Regions from separate parts of the Homo sapiens genome. Here region 2 is linked to region 1. A link is a contact called in ENCODE POLR2A ChIA-PET data. All regions are on one chromosome and are shown on one strand. The core of a region is the stretch at or near the end of the contact, and the rest is flanking DNA. Distances in the headings are between cores, read along the strand shown.

What was found. ChIA-PET counts read pairs that join two places held with the same protein, here RNA polymerase II (POLR2A).
Region 2: POLR2A ChIA-PET joins it to region 1 with 31 read pairs in activated T-cell. The contact joins two enhancer-like sites. POLR2A ChIA-PET finds 5 or more read pairs at or near these places in 3 of 52 experiments (GM12878, OCI-LY7 and activated T-cell).

Annotation. Positions count from the first base shown.
Region 1 is chr12:11,807,095-11,814,200 of GRCh38, reverse strand. The region is part of intron 2 of ETV6 (ETS variant transcription factor 6); the gene reads right to left. Among named protein-coding and RNA genes, the nearest start is that of ETV6, 160 kb to the right of the region's middle. RefSeq lists a silencer at 1,032-1,326 and an enhancer at 1,193-1,855. Within about 2 kb of position 1,385, at least 29 of the 41 ENCODE cell types and tissues checked have a DNase peak (open chromatin) inside an H3K27ac peak, as active enhancers do.
Region 2 is chr12:12,498,798-12,506,177 of GRCh38, reverse strand. DUSP16 (dual specificity phosphatase 16) reads left to right here. Exons shown (of 7, transcript NM_030640.3): 4 at 5,496-5,659. Among named protein-coding and RNA genes, the nearest start is that of DUSP16, 60 kb to the left of the region's middle. Within about 2 kb of position 2,662, at least 2 of the 41 ENCODE cell types and tissues checked have a DNase peak (open chromatin) inside an H3K27ac peak, as active enhancers do.

The DNA.
Region 1 (7,106 bases), core at 136-2,635:
TAATCTTTCTTTGATTCCTGAGTGGGTAATTCGGCATTTTACAGAACTTTGGGGTCACCATTATAAATATCAGCTGTCACTGTACTGGTAAAATATAAAATGTACCAGTTAATAATAGCTTTGCAATTCACAGAAAATCAGATAATGGAGGTTTTACCGTAACTGGAATTATGATGTTAAAAGAATCAATGCACTTTTCCAAAAGAGCCTAAATCATTTCTAGGAAATAATTCATGCCTTGTAAGAATTTACAAGGAAGTGCTTGATACTCCCTGGAAAAAATCAGTAGTTCTTCATTATTAAGTTTTCATTTTGCATGTGTACTTCATTGTATTATTATTGTGGTTAATCCTATGTCCACGGCCCTGGCCTCGAACCACACAGGCTCTTCTTAAATAAAGTGGAAGATTTCTTTGGCCTGTCCTAAATCCAAGGAACAATATGCAACTCTGCAAGTGCATATCACAAGAAGTCTTTTCAAGGTCGTGCTCTTGGTGACCCTTTGTTTAAAGGAATTTGGGCTGGATTTATAGTTGTCAGTTCTGAAGAATCAGGAAAGGGCAGGCCGTGAAGGGGTGGGGGAGGAAAAGAGAAGGAAAGAGGGAGGGAGGGAGGGAGGCAGAGGCTCATACCACACAGTACTGAGCCACCAAGGACAGAGTTTCTACACTGTTTCATTAGAACATGAAATCTACTCTGTTGTCTATGCGTCTGCTGTGAGCTGAAAAGAAGTCAGTTTACTTCCTCAGCATCTGGGGTCCCATAATTCTGAGTCGTGGCCACATTACCTCTGCTACTGAAAAGGCAAGAGCTGGGTTGCTCAGACAGCCCCGCAGTTCACACTGCCTGTGCTGCAGGCAGGAAGGTTTCCACCCAAAGGCCGGCAGAGGGAGGGTGTGCCCCTGGCGGGTGGGCTGGGGCTGGGGTGAGGAGGGGCAGGGAAGAAAGGGAAGGAGACTTCCTTTTTAATGCTGGTTCTCTTCTCAGTCCAATCCAAGTCTCTCCATGGAAGGATGGAAAATTCTGATTTCCTGTATCTCTTTGAAAACAATGAAATCCACTCTCCCCGGAGGGCAGGTTTGCTGAAGCTGTTGGCTCCGGCTGGCATGCACAGCCTTGGCTAAGTAGCCACACAGCACAGCATAGACATCCCGGCGAACTGAAGGCTCACAACCAGGAGCCTACCCCATGCACTCCCTCCCCAGCACCGGGTCACCGCAGCCAGGGTTCCTGGGGCCTCCGGAATGTCAGGGAGCCCCTCACTGCCTCTTGGGTGGCAGGAAATCACTAAGCTATGAGGATAAAGACCAGCCGGGGTCTCCATGCAGCTTTAGGGCTGATTTCTATTTCCCCTTGTGGTGGTGAAGCAGATTTCAAACTGCACTCAATACAGTCCCCAGCACAGGAGAAATGAAACCCTTTAAATCTTAGGCCTTCACGCAGGAGCCTCCCCTGCAGCTTTCAAACTCACAGAAGCCTTTTGTTACAGTCCTAGGAATGTGTACTTAGCAGAGAAAGCGTGGCTTTGTGGTGGCTGTGAAAGAATACTGAGGGCGGTGGCGGGGGAAGAAGAGACCCGCCTCTGGTAAGATCCTCTCCCGAAGTCTGATGGCAGCCAGTCTCAGAAAACAAGAAAATCCACCCAAGGACAAGGTACTCAACCACCCCCAGGGCTCTCCCAAAAGTGTCGGAGTGAGAGGAAGGAAAGCACTAAATATATTTGAGTATGTGAGTGAGCACAGGGGGAGGAGTGAGCTAAAGGGGTTTTACTGCATTGGTTGCTATAATTTGTGGGGGGTTCCTAAGAATTATTCCCATATCCTTCCCCAAGGGAACCTGTGAGGAAACTGGCAGCTGCTTATTGTGATCTAGTGTAACAGCACATAGTACAGCCAAAATACTGCAAGGAATTAGAGGCGGAAGGGGCCTCAGGACTGATCTTCACCAGTTTTCTGGTAAGATTTGTGCAAAACTCCAGTGAAGAGTGTGCACGCGGTCAATTTCTCCAAAATGGGAGAATATCTACAATAATGAGCAGAAACATAATAAAAAGCATTCTGAACAAGTGCAAGAAGACTCCTAATAAATATCTTATTACATGTAGCATATTTTACAGTGTTCTATAAATTTTAGGTAGACTAAAACCAAGGCTTAAAATGAGTTAGCATTGGGACATTTTTACTGCCACATGTGTCTGATTGCAAAGCGATGCTTTTAGACAGGGTTAGCCTTCTGCAAAATTCTTAAGTAGGTGATTCCATCTCAGCTTTCCAGTTCTCTGCCCTTTTCCCTTCTAGGTGTCATAAAATAGCAGGACCAGCACAGGTTTTGGACCAGGCAGCTCTGGTTTAAATCCCAGCTCTGTTCCTGACTGGCCTAGGACCTGGTCAGGTCATCTAGTCTCCTGTCTTCATTTCCTCATCTGTAGAAACTGGATCCCAACTCACAGGGATTGTTGTGAAAATTTTACGTGTGAAAAGTGCTGGACCTTAGCAGGCACTCAGAAATGTTATTTTGCTTCGTTCCAACCAAATCATCCCCTTTCCCATCCCTTCATGATCTACACATCCCTGCTTCATCTCACCACCACCATCATCACTAAAACAAGCATCCAGGAAGGGATTTAAAAATGCTAAATGCTCTGGTGAAATGACCACCAAGAGCTTAATGAGCCATCTCCCTGGTCTACATGTCTTTCTGCAAAAATCCATGCTCAAGGAGTAAACTGCTAATGGTAGAAATCCAGGCACCCAAGGAAGGGCTGGGAAGTGTTTCGAAGGCAGCGAGTCCTTTCTGGAAATCTGAAACCAGACAGATAAGCAGATAGCTGCAGTGGCCAGGTCACCATAGCATATTCCAAAAGACACTGCTTCTTGGAATTATCACTGGCCTTTGCTAAACAGCCTTTCCTTTTCCTATTGATTGCCAAGCTTTATATAAACAGAGCATTTCTCATTTTTAGTTAGATTCGAAATGAGTCCGGTAATCTAGATTCCACTAGAGCATGTGGTAAAAGCAGAAAGACTGGTTGAGGCTGAGCTCCTGTTATAAGCAATATCCGGGCAATGATTTGAGTTAGAGAAGACAAAAAACACAGGGGGGAAAAACCCTGAAAAGAATCAATTATTTGCTGTACCACCACTCTGAAAGTGGTTTGAGGCTTTGTTTTAATAAATGTCATGTATTTAAGAGTTTAAAGAACTTTCTGGACATTGGAGGTGTTTAAAAATTGGAATTGGAGGTGTTTAAAAAAAAAAGAGCTGCCTGTGAAACAGTGAGATTCCCATTGTTAGAGGTATCCAAGGGAAGGTGGGTGGCCATCGCTCAGTGATGTCATATTTGGAATAGAGGCAGAGTGTGAGGCTGGAATAGGTGACCTGGATCATCCATCTAACCCCAAGTCCTACCATAAATCTATGAAAGCAGCAGCAAACAAAGAGATAATAATAGTTTCAAATCTTTCAGAAGGTGTAGTTATTATTAAAGATGGACCCAATCCACCTTTCCAGGTTAATCCTAATCAGGAACAGAGAGGAAAATCTGACCTGTGGACTTCACTAATTGTGATAGTCAGACATCTTTTAGATTGGATTTTGCCAACTTGAATCTCAAGAGACCACAGGTATTTTTTATTTCAGTGTGGTTTCTCTTGCATTAATTCACATTTATACTTTTTGCCCTCCATGATATTTAGGAACCATGGATCATGGCACACAGATGCTTGGTTCTGAGCTGAGGGGCCATTTGTACTCACACATGCACCCTCCATACCTAAGCCACTCCCAGCTCTTTCAAGGTCTTCGAAATGCCTTTGGATTGCTGGTCTTTTGTGCTCTTTCTGAAATAAGGAAGTGCTTTTCTTCACGGGTTTACATTCAAGGGCTTTCTACACGAGCTCTCAAGTTGGACTTCTACTTGGACTTGAAAGTCCATCTAGAAAGCCCATGAACATAAACCCACTTCCAACCCCTCTGTATATTCTCACTCTAGGACACGACAGGGATTAGGAGAAAAGTGGGTTGGAATTCACTACTCATACTCAGGACCAGCTCACAGAGGTCTCAAGTAAAATGCTCCATTCCAGCCAGGTGCGGTGGCTCACGCCTGTAATCCCAGCACTTTGGGAGGTTGAAGTGGGCGGATCACGAGGTCAGGAGACTGAGACCATCCTAGCTAACATGGTGAAACCCTGTCTCTCCTAAAAATACAAAAAATTAGCTGGGCGTTGTGGTGCGTGCCTGTAGTCCCAGCTACTCAGGAGGCTGAGGCAGGAGAATTGCTTGAATCTGGGAGGCGGAAGTTGCAGTGAGCTGAGATCACGCCACTGCACTCCAGCCTGGGTGACACAGCAAGACTCTCTCCAAAAAAAAAAAAAAAAAAAAAAAAAAGCAGAAGCTCTATTCCCTCCCCATTTTCCAAGCAATAGCCAAGATGAAGGTTTTATGGTGGGCAGGGAAACTGGGAGGGTAGATGTGCATATGGTTTAATTATGGATTAAGGGACACCTGCAGACATTGATCCCTCTCAGCCGAAAAAAGGATGCAGCAGGAAGTAAACTACGAATAAAAAGCTGGTTTTACTGAATCAAGTATGTATCTCCTGGCTTCCCCATTTTGGTAAAATAATTTAAAACCACACATGGAAGAAGACAAATATACAGTTCGAGGTAATTATAAACATGTACCTTAAGTCAAGACACATTAATGTTTTGCAAATGATCCATTATTCTGGACTATCCATATCATTCTCCTCTTTATTAGAAGAGGAAATCAATAGCTGATAATACGTTCCTTTAGCTATGGCTAAATAGATCTTGAACTTCATTCCTATTTTACTTACTTTCATTCCTCCCTTCTACCATCTCCTTTTTTCCTCTTGTCTTCAGTTCTCTTGTTTTTCCTATATTCATTTTGCATCCTTCCTTCTCGTTTTATTGTACATTTTTTCTTCCTCCTTCTTATCCTTTTTTTCCTCTGTTTCATCATGCCATTATCTATGACCTCTCTTTTGCTCACTTCCTATCTTTTTTTTTTTTGACACAGGGTCTCCCTGTGTCACCCAGGCTGGAGTGCAGTGGCACGATCACGGCTCACCACAGCCTTAACCTCCTGAGCGCAGGTCATTCTCCCACCTCATGCCTCCCAAGAAGCTGGGACTACAGGCGCGTGCCATCACACCCAGCTAATTTTTGTATTTTTTTGTAGAGATAGGGTTTTGCCGTGTTGGCCAGGCTCGTCTCCAACTCCTGACCTCAAGTGATCTGCCCACCTTGGCCTCCCAAAGTGCTGGGATTACAGGTGTGAGCCACCACACATGGCCCTTGTCATTTTTAAGTAGGTCATCCTGTCATCAATGAATTCCCTGAAATCCCATTTTTCTATTCATCCTTTCTCTTCCAAGCACTCCTTTGTCAGAGGTACCTCACTTTCTTCTCTTAGTTTCTCTCAGTACTTTATAGCCTGCTATTACCCTCTTTGGTGTAGCTTTACTTTGCTTTCCAGTACAGTCATTCCTCTGCATACACAAGGGATTGGCTCCAGGACCCCCCGCCCAGATACCAAAATCCAAGGATGCTCAAATCCCTTATATAAAATGGTGTATATTTGCATATAACCTATGTGCATCCTCCTGTATATTTTAAATCATCTCTAGATTACTTGTAACGAATACAATGTAAATGCTATCTAAATAGTTGTTATATGCTATTCTGAAAGTCTGTATTTTTTTATTGTTGCATTTGTGGGTTTTTTTTTTTTGTTTTTTGTTTTTCTGAATATTTTCTATCTGTGGCTGGATGGAATCACGGATGTGCAACTCACGGATATGAAGGGCAGACTGTATACCTTGTCAGGTACTTTTTTCTTTTTATTGTATCCCATGGGGGAAATGGATGGTAGATTGGTGGAGGTGGCTAGAATTGTAAAGAAAAATATGAAATTCACATGAAGGCTGGAGTTACTCACATGACAACAACAGCTTATGGGGCTCAATTCTACTGCCCTTGCGTCTGTCACACAGTTGAGGTTTTGGAATGAACTACGTATGCCATCCTTGTTATCAAATATTTGAGAACAATTAGCTTTGCTGGCAAAAAATGACTTACATTGAGAATTCTAGGAATGCCTTGTAGGTATTCTTTTTCAAGTGAATTTTATGTTTCTTTTTTATGATTTCATTGATTTATGGGTGGATGTATTGCTGATGATCATTGGGGAAGGGGTCTGCAGGGAATTAAAGACAAAAACGTATGCTCCTACTACTTTAGAAGACTATGCTAAATGCAAAAAACATAGGTCAAGCAACTACTGGTTTCTCAAGTTCAAGAAGTAATTCCTATTGTTACCAGGAGAAAGGGTGATTTGATACCACCTACATTCTTTTTTCCAAAAAGGAAATAAAATTTGTCAGTCCAATCAAACATCCATTGCTCTAGTAACAGACACCTCTAGACAGGTGCATCCTGTTTCATTGAAAAGGTGGTTCATTTACATATAACCACTTAGGTAAAGCCTCCCTCTGTAAATAGGACATGTTGCTGCCTGCCAGTAAGTAAAGACTAAAGTGGGTTATTTGGTTAGCCTTTACATATTATTTTATTATGAGACTGCCCTTTCCCTTCTTACCCACTTTTCAACAGGCTCAGAAATGAAAAAAACTTTCATTTTTGAGTTTTCACAGCACAGTTGCAAACTCAGCCTTGAGCCTCACCTGCTCACTGTCTAATGAGCCCTGAAAACTTAAAGATTCCTGCCCAGGGTTACCGTTTTCTGACCGTGCATGTATTCATTTAAAGTCAATGTGGATCTGTCTGTACTTTAATTCACTCTACCAATTTTCTCTACCAGTACACATTTCTGCATGTGTTAAATAAAAAGTGATGTTGGCGTATACTACCAAAATCCACCACTATTTAGTGTGCATTTATTCTCTTTGAAATTCTTTAAGATCAAAATTAAGTAGACGCCTGCTTCTGCTACAATTTGCAATTGAAAGTGGTTTCTACTGAGCTGTAAAAAGCAATGTAGTTACATCCGATCACAATCAATCTCATGCAAACCACACGGTCTTTTCATGGATAACTTTACAGCCTAAACATACTTGGCAAA
Region 2 (7,380 bases), core at 1,413-3,912, 690 kb before region 1:
TAGAGGTCCAAGGGAAATCAGGCAGTGTCTCATCTGTTGTTAATTAATGAAACGAAACTGGAGTCACTAGAGTGCAGCAGTGAATGAAAGGTCAGTGAATGGAAAAAACTGTCAATGAAGGAGGATGTCAGCAGAGTGGAACATTGTCATAGATAAAGATCAGTGAAAATGTGCTCTGGCTGAGGTAGGGTTTTCTGGAAGTGACTGGGAGCCAGTCTGGGACATTTCAAGCCAAACTGAGCACTAAATGAATGTTCTGATTGCAGCTAAATCTGTTAAATATTTTTAAATATTTGTTTGAGTTTGTTCTAGATATCAGTTGAGAAAGATTTGTGAAAAAGAGGCTTCTTTTTGTTTTATAATGTGTTTTACAGTGTAGTGTTGTTTTGTTTGGCTCTTTTGTTTTGAAGCTGAACAATGGTTTCTTTCTCTCCTTTCTGTTCTCTGTCTTAGAACTTTCTAGAGCCACACTTACTTTTGAGGTCCACTGAAATCAAAGTGATCTAGGATCACTGTACCAATTAACGATAGAACTGGACCTCGAACAGCCTGGCTGATGGCTCAGTTTATGATTATTGCAGAATTGCATCTCCTCTGAAAGTTGTTCTGTGGGGGGTGACCTGACAGCCAAGGTCTACTACCAACTTGTAAATGGTGGTCATGAACAAACCAGTGACCATATTTACATTTCAACCAGTTCATCTGTAAACTTTGTTATTGGTGTCATGTGAAATTGCCTTTAAAGAGATTCTCCTTTCTCTGTTCTTGTCGGATCTTCTTCCTTCTCCCTCATTGAAGCCTTTGAGCGATATAGCTTTGGGGAAACAAGGCTCTTCCATCAGTTTGGGAGAGGACCATGGCCTTTTTAGCCTGGTCACAGCTGGGGAGGCCAGGACCCCATGAATATCATCAGCAAGGCTGTCCCTGCATCCAAGGGAGAGTTGAAAGTAATTCCATAGGATTTAGAAAAGTAGACTTATAACCTGGCTCTTCCGGTTATTATATTACGTGATTCTGAGCCTATATTATGTGATTCTGAGCCTTATCTATAAATGGGATTAGTAGTAACACCTATCTCATAGGGCAGCTGTAAGAGTGTGTAAATACCTATAGAGTGCTTAGAGCAATGTTTGTCACGCAGTAAGTGTTCAGTACATTCTAGGATTACATACATTATTTATAAAAATAATCATTTATAAGGTTCAAATGAAATTCAAGTGGTGTTTCCTTGGATTCTCTGTTTTCTCTTTGAGAACATTTATTGGAATATTGTTTTGTTGGATGTATGTATGTATTTTTTTGAGACAGGGTCTCACTTTGTCACCCAGGCTGGAGTGCAGTGGTGCGATCACAGCTCACTGCATCATCAACCTCCTGGGCTCAAACAGTCCTCCCACCTCAGCCTCTCAAGTAGCTGGAACTACAGGAATACTCCACCATGCCTGGCTAATTTTTTCTTTCTTTCTTTTTTTTTTTTTTTTTTTTTAACAGAGATTGGGTTTATCCATGTTGCCCAAGCTGTTTTGTTGAATTTAAATGACAACCATTCCAGGAACTGTTTTAGAGCCAGAATTGAAAAATATATGAAGACAGTTCTTTAGAGAAACACCAGAACTGGCAGGGCGCAGTGGCTCATGCCTGTAAACCCAGCACTGTGGGAGGCCAAGGTGGGTAGATCACTTGTGCCTAGGAGTTTGAGACCAGCCTGGGCAACATAGGAAGGACCCTGTCTCTACAAAAATACAAAAATTAGCTGGGCGTGGTGGTGTTCCCCTGTAGCCCTGGCTACTCGGGAAGCTGAGGTGGGAGGATCACTTGAGCCTGGGAGGCAGAGGTTGCAGTGAGCTGAGATCATGCCACTCCAGCCTAGGCAACAGAGTGAGACCCTGTCTTTAAGAAAAAAAAGAGAAACACCAAAACTACATGTTAATAGACACCACATTAAAATTTAACATCATACAATTTAATTGTAATTAAAATAGTGCCTGACAGTTGTTAGGTTGGGTAGGTGTAAGAAAAGCAAAGAATGATGAGAATCTTTAACATTTATTGTTACAAGAACTACCTTGGGGAAAAAACTCACTTAAATAATGACTGTGTTATTCAATTAGAGAGACTGAAAAGGAACAAAACACGAATAGAAACAAAAGCATAAATTCTAAACAGTGGGCACTTATATACCAATATTGGCTGACCCCCTTTTTTTGAGATTGTCTGTGGGTTGTACTTGTAAGTACAGGAGTTCTGATTGACTCCATTTCAGTAGTTGCTTTGACCCTAGCGTAGCATTTTGTAAGTGTGAATTCTACTAGCTATTAATATATTTTAGGGGGAATTCCATGGTCAGATAAGTTTGGGGAAACTTACTAGACTTCAATAAATGAAACCAGTTTCTTTGAAAATACTTTTTAGAACCTTTAGTAAGTTAACATGTGCTCTGACTCTGCCAGGGAGCTAGGATATACAATATTTCTCTCACTTTTTAGACCGCTATCCTGTCTGTCAGCTTCTTGCAGGACGCCAGTGCTCTGGGGCACACTTTGGGAAGTTAACCTTACAGGCATTCCTTTTTCCACTTTTTGTCTCAGATGAATACTAAGGAGGTGTAGCTAAACAGCCGCAGCTCAAAGGTGGAGGAAGGCCCCACAGATGGCGCTAGATACTGAATGTTTGATCACCGTAACAAAAAAACGGGGAGGCCGAGGTGGGCAGATCACCTGAGGTCAGGAGTTCATGACCAGCCTGGCCAACTTGATGAAACCCTGTCTCTACTAAAAATAAAAAATTAGCCAAATGTGGTGGCATGCGCCTGTAGTCCCAGCTACTCGGGAGGCTGAGGCAGGAGAATCGCTTGAACCCGGGAAGCGGAGGTTGCAGTGAGCCAAGATCGCGCCACTGCACTCTAGCCTGGGCGACAGAGTGAGACTCTGTCTCAAAAAAAAAAAAAAAAAAAGCAATAACCAGTGATACCTCCTGAGTGCTTTACTATACGCCAGGCACAAAATACTTTTGATATACTAACTAATTATCTCAACAACTCTGTGAGATAGGTGTGATCATTATCCTCATTTTATAGATGAGGAAATTAGAGTAGGAGGGGCTTAAGTAACTTGACAAATCAGACAACTAGAAAGTGGTAAAGCCAGGACAGGAACTCAGGTACAAGGGCTTGTGTTCTTACTTCCTCTGCTGTATGATCATGGGGCTTGCCCACATGTGTATGCTGTATGTACCGTGGCTTCTACGTGTGCATGCATGGGGCGGTGTGAGGGTGGTATTCTTGGACAAGAGAACGGCATGGAAATGTGAAATAACAATGAGTTTTATGTGGCTGGAGGTCATCATTGGAAACGGTAAGAAATGAAACTGGAGGCCAAGGCAGGTGGATCACCTGAGGTCAGGAGTTCCAGATCAGCCTGACCAACATGGAGAAACCCCGTCTCTACTAAAAATACAAAATTAGCCGAGGGTGGTGGTGCATACCTGTAGTCCCAGCTACTCAGGAAGCTGAGGCAGGAGAATCTCTTGAACTCGGGAGGCGGAGATTGCAGTGAGCTGAGATCATGCCATCGCACTCTAGCCTGGGCAACAAGAGCAAAACTTCGTCTCAAAAAAAAAAAAAAAAAATGAAACCATGAAACTGTAAGGTGCAGGTATCCTGAGGGCCTGTGACACAAAGGAATTTGTGATTTCTATAATGGATCCATGTATTCTGCCTATCAGATTACCTTAAGAACTTCAGTAAGTGGAAGAGCTTTAACTGCTTCTGTGTTAAAAAATATATAGAAAGACACTTGGTCAGGTTGGAGGCCAGGCCACTCTTTTTACATTCTGCAGGTGGCATAGTTGTCAACTGCCTACCATTCTAACTTGTTGCATTGAGGACCCTGCACTGAGCCTAGACAGTAGAGACAGGCGTCTGGCTGAATTATGCTTGAATTAAACATAATACAGGGCATAATGAAAGATGATTCCCTCTCAACTTCCTGCACTTCTAGCAGTTTTCAAGGGCATATTTTGTGTGTTTCTTGAAGTGGGAGAAAGTCTAATACAATATAACTCAAAGAGATGAAGATAAATACTTGAGTCAGATTTCAGGATCTTGTTCAAGGCTCAGTTAAAAAGGTACTATCTTCTAATAAGACTTAACATGTTATTTGTTGTTTTTTTATTTTTATTTTTGTTTTTGAGACGGAGTGTTGCTCTGTTGCCCAGGCTGGAGTGCAGTGGCGCAATCTCGGCTCACTGCAACCTCCGCCTTCTAGGTTCAAGCGATTCTCCTGCCTCAGCCTCCTGAGTAGCTGGGATTACAGGCACCCACCACCATGCCTGGCTAATTTTTGTATTTTTAGTAGAGACGGTTTCACCATGTTAGCCAGGCTGGTCTCGAACCCCTGACCTCAGGCAATCCGCCTGCCTCGGCCTCCCAAAGTGCGGGGATTACAGGCGTGAGCCACCGAGCCCTGCCTTGTTTTTAAATTTAATGTTAAAAATATACGAGGATCCCGTCATCCAAATCTCCTTGATTCGGACTTAGTGAATAGCGAGGGTTTGAATAGCAAGGCGTATATCTGAAAATTTATCAGAATCTGTTTGGTGTTTGGGTTTGGACAGCAAGGAATATTTAGATTGGAAAGCAAATAACCTTACTCATTTTTTCTTTTCCCGGAGGGAGTGAAAGCACCTCCTTTGGCTACATAGATTTCACTCCATTGAGTGGTGGCAAGACTGTGACTTAGTGAAGGTCATAGAGCAGATCATTGTAAGGACAGGACTAGAAAAAACTGAATTCTTCTAATTCTGAGTTCAGTAATCTTGCCACAAAGCCTTCCTGCACCCTAAGCAATTAGTCTGTCAGCACTTCTTTATAGTGCTTGCTGAGATGAACGGGAGCTCTCCAGACATCAGTGGTAATTATGGAGACCTTGACTAACTGCCCAGGGAATCCCCAGAACTTGATAGAATATTCGTAGGTGGGAGTATGTTTGTGATACCTTTGCAGTAAAAAATTTGTATGGTAAGAAGATTTAAAGTTAGTTGTAGAAAGAATTTTTGACTCGATCAATTTTATTTTGAAGAAGTTGCATTCAGCCTCAGTTTTCATTTCTTACATCCCCATTCTGCTTCTGTGAATTATTGGCTTGGTTACTTGCTACTAACTTTAAATCCTCTTTATGTTTTACAAAAAAAAACATTTGCATGGGGAGTGGGGAGCAAATGTTGTAGGGTATGTGAAGATGAAGAGAATATCTGAGAGAGAGGAGTCATTCATTATAAGTGCCTTCAGGACTTGCCTATCCCCATGGTAGCGTTATAGGCCAGGCCTAGTGCTGGATTATGCTTCAGTCTTAGCATCAGCAGCTGTAGCCAGGAATAGGTGTGCAGTGATATCCACTTGGATTCGTGGGTTTAAACTGTTTGAGCAGTTCACAGAAAGCTGGTTTTTATTTTGTGCGTGGCATAATTTTTTATAATTTTATAATGTTTATTCTTAGGTGGGTTTGCTGAGTTCTCTCGTTGTTTCCCTGGCCTCTGTGAAGGAAAATCCACTCTAGTCCCTACCTGCATTTCTCAGCCTTGCTTACCTGTTGCCAACATTGGGCCAACCCGAATTCTTCCCAATCTTTATCTTGGCTGCCAGCGAGATGTCCTCAACAAGGTGGGTGCTTTGAAAATATCCTTCATTGCTGGGTTTATATTGTTAGCTGGAGAAACAGCAGTTACCCATTATGTCATTTGAAACACACCCCAATCTCAGGAGCTGCTATGCCATTCTCAGTGTGCTCCCCAGGTAACAGTTGCGTCATCTCTTGGAGTGTTAATTTGTTTGATGTTACTTTTTACTGCAGGAAACCTAAATTATTGTCATGTCTACTTGTTCTTAATAGGTCCAAGAGAACTGAAATAGGACAGGATTTTTCAGAAGTTTAGCCTTATATTCTTAGGGTATTAATTGATCTATTATAATTGGGCACTCTCAGGCTGTTAGTTCCTGGATTATCACACATTTAGAAATATATTTATTTATTGCAACATACTAGAAAGGGATGCAGGTTGGGCTTGGATTGAGGAAGGTCCTCATGATGACTGCTGGCTGGGGGTGGGGAAAGGTGTTAAAAAGATGGTGAGGACAAAGGCTGAAACTATGCACTGCCAGCCTCCCTGGGTTAAAGCTCTTTGGAGGAGTTTGGTTGAGAAGGAAGAGGGAAGAGCATGGATTATTGATGAAAAAGACACGGGCCCTACTGGACAAAGCGTGCCCTAATGGAGGAACACATTGGATTGAGTGAGGCCTTTGTATATGATGGTACAAGCAGAACAGCAATAGAACTATAATCTGACTCCACAGCTTGTATGCTCTTAATTAGTAATGCTGCAAAATAGTGCTCTTACTGCGTGGAAAAGTGATTTTTCTCTAAAATCTCTTAATTTACATCACCACAAATTGAAAAAGCAGTCAGAGATCTTAATTCAACTATTGGTGATTTACAAGTGCTATTTTCCTATGCAAAGGGAAGAACCCCTTAACACGTTCTCCTTGAGTAACTAGAAGAATTGGGCTGATTGTAAAAATAAGCTTCCAGACTGGCTTTCTTTAGCACCTGGAAGGCAAGGCTTTCTAGGAGGAAGAAAAATACCCGATCATCGGGTCATTGGGTAGCAATAAGGCATTCTTTTGTGAGTGTGTGTATGTTTAAAACTCCTGCCTTTTCAAAATTTTGCCTCAACACTGTGTTGTTAATATGTCTGCTTTTACTGTGAGATCTGCCGATTTGAGATTTAATAGCTTATGCTTGTACCGAGCCTTTCTGGTGGGGTCACAATGCCTTTGAGTGTGCAGTTATTATTAATTCTTTTTAGAGATAAGCAGGCTATGTTACAGAAAGCAAAATTAATTTCTTAAAGTCCCATGCATTCCTAGGGCAAAGCTGGAGCTGGTTTATTTAATCTTCAGATCAGAAAATAAAATAAAATTCCTAGTTAAGAATCCTGTTTAATCCTGGTAAACCTTAACCAGCCATCAGCAGGTCATTCCACAAGTAATTGTGTTACAGATAGTTTTTGTTACTTTTGACACTCAGTTAAATGACACATTCATTTTGCTGTATACCTTTTTCAGATTTAATAAATATGTTGGTTAAAAAAGGTGACAGCAGTTAAACCAGAATTTGGAGTTGAGGATGGGAAAAATAGTAGTTTTCTTTTTTTAACTCTGGCTTCTAAACATATACAGCACTAAGCAGGATACATAGGTAGATGTATCGAGAGGAAATATTTGCAGTGGGGAGAATGGGTTTGTGGAAGTTTATAGGACAACACCTTGGGCAAGGAGTTATTATAGAAGGCTTGTCAGGAAGCACCCCTAAAATAGATGTATAG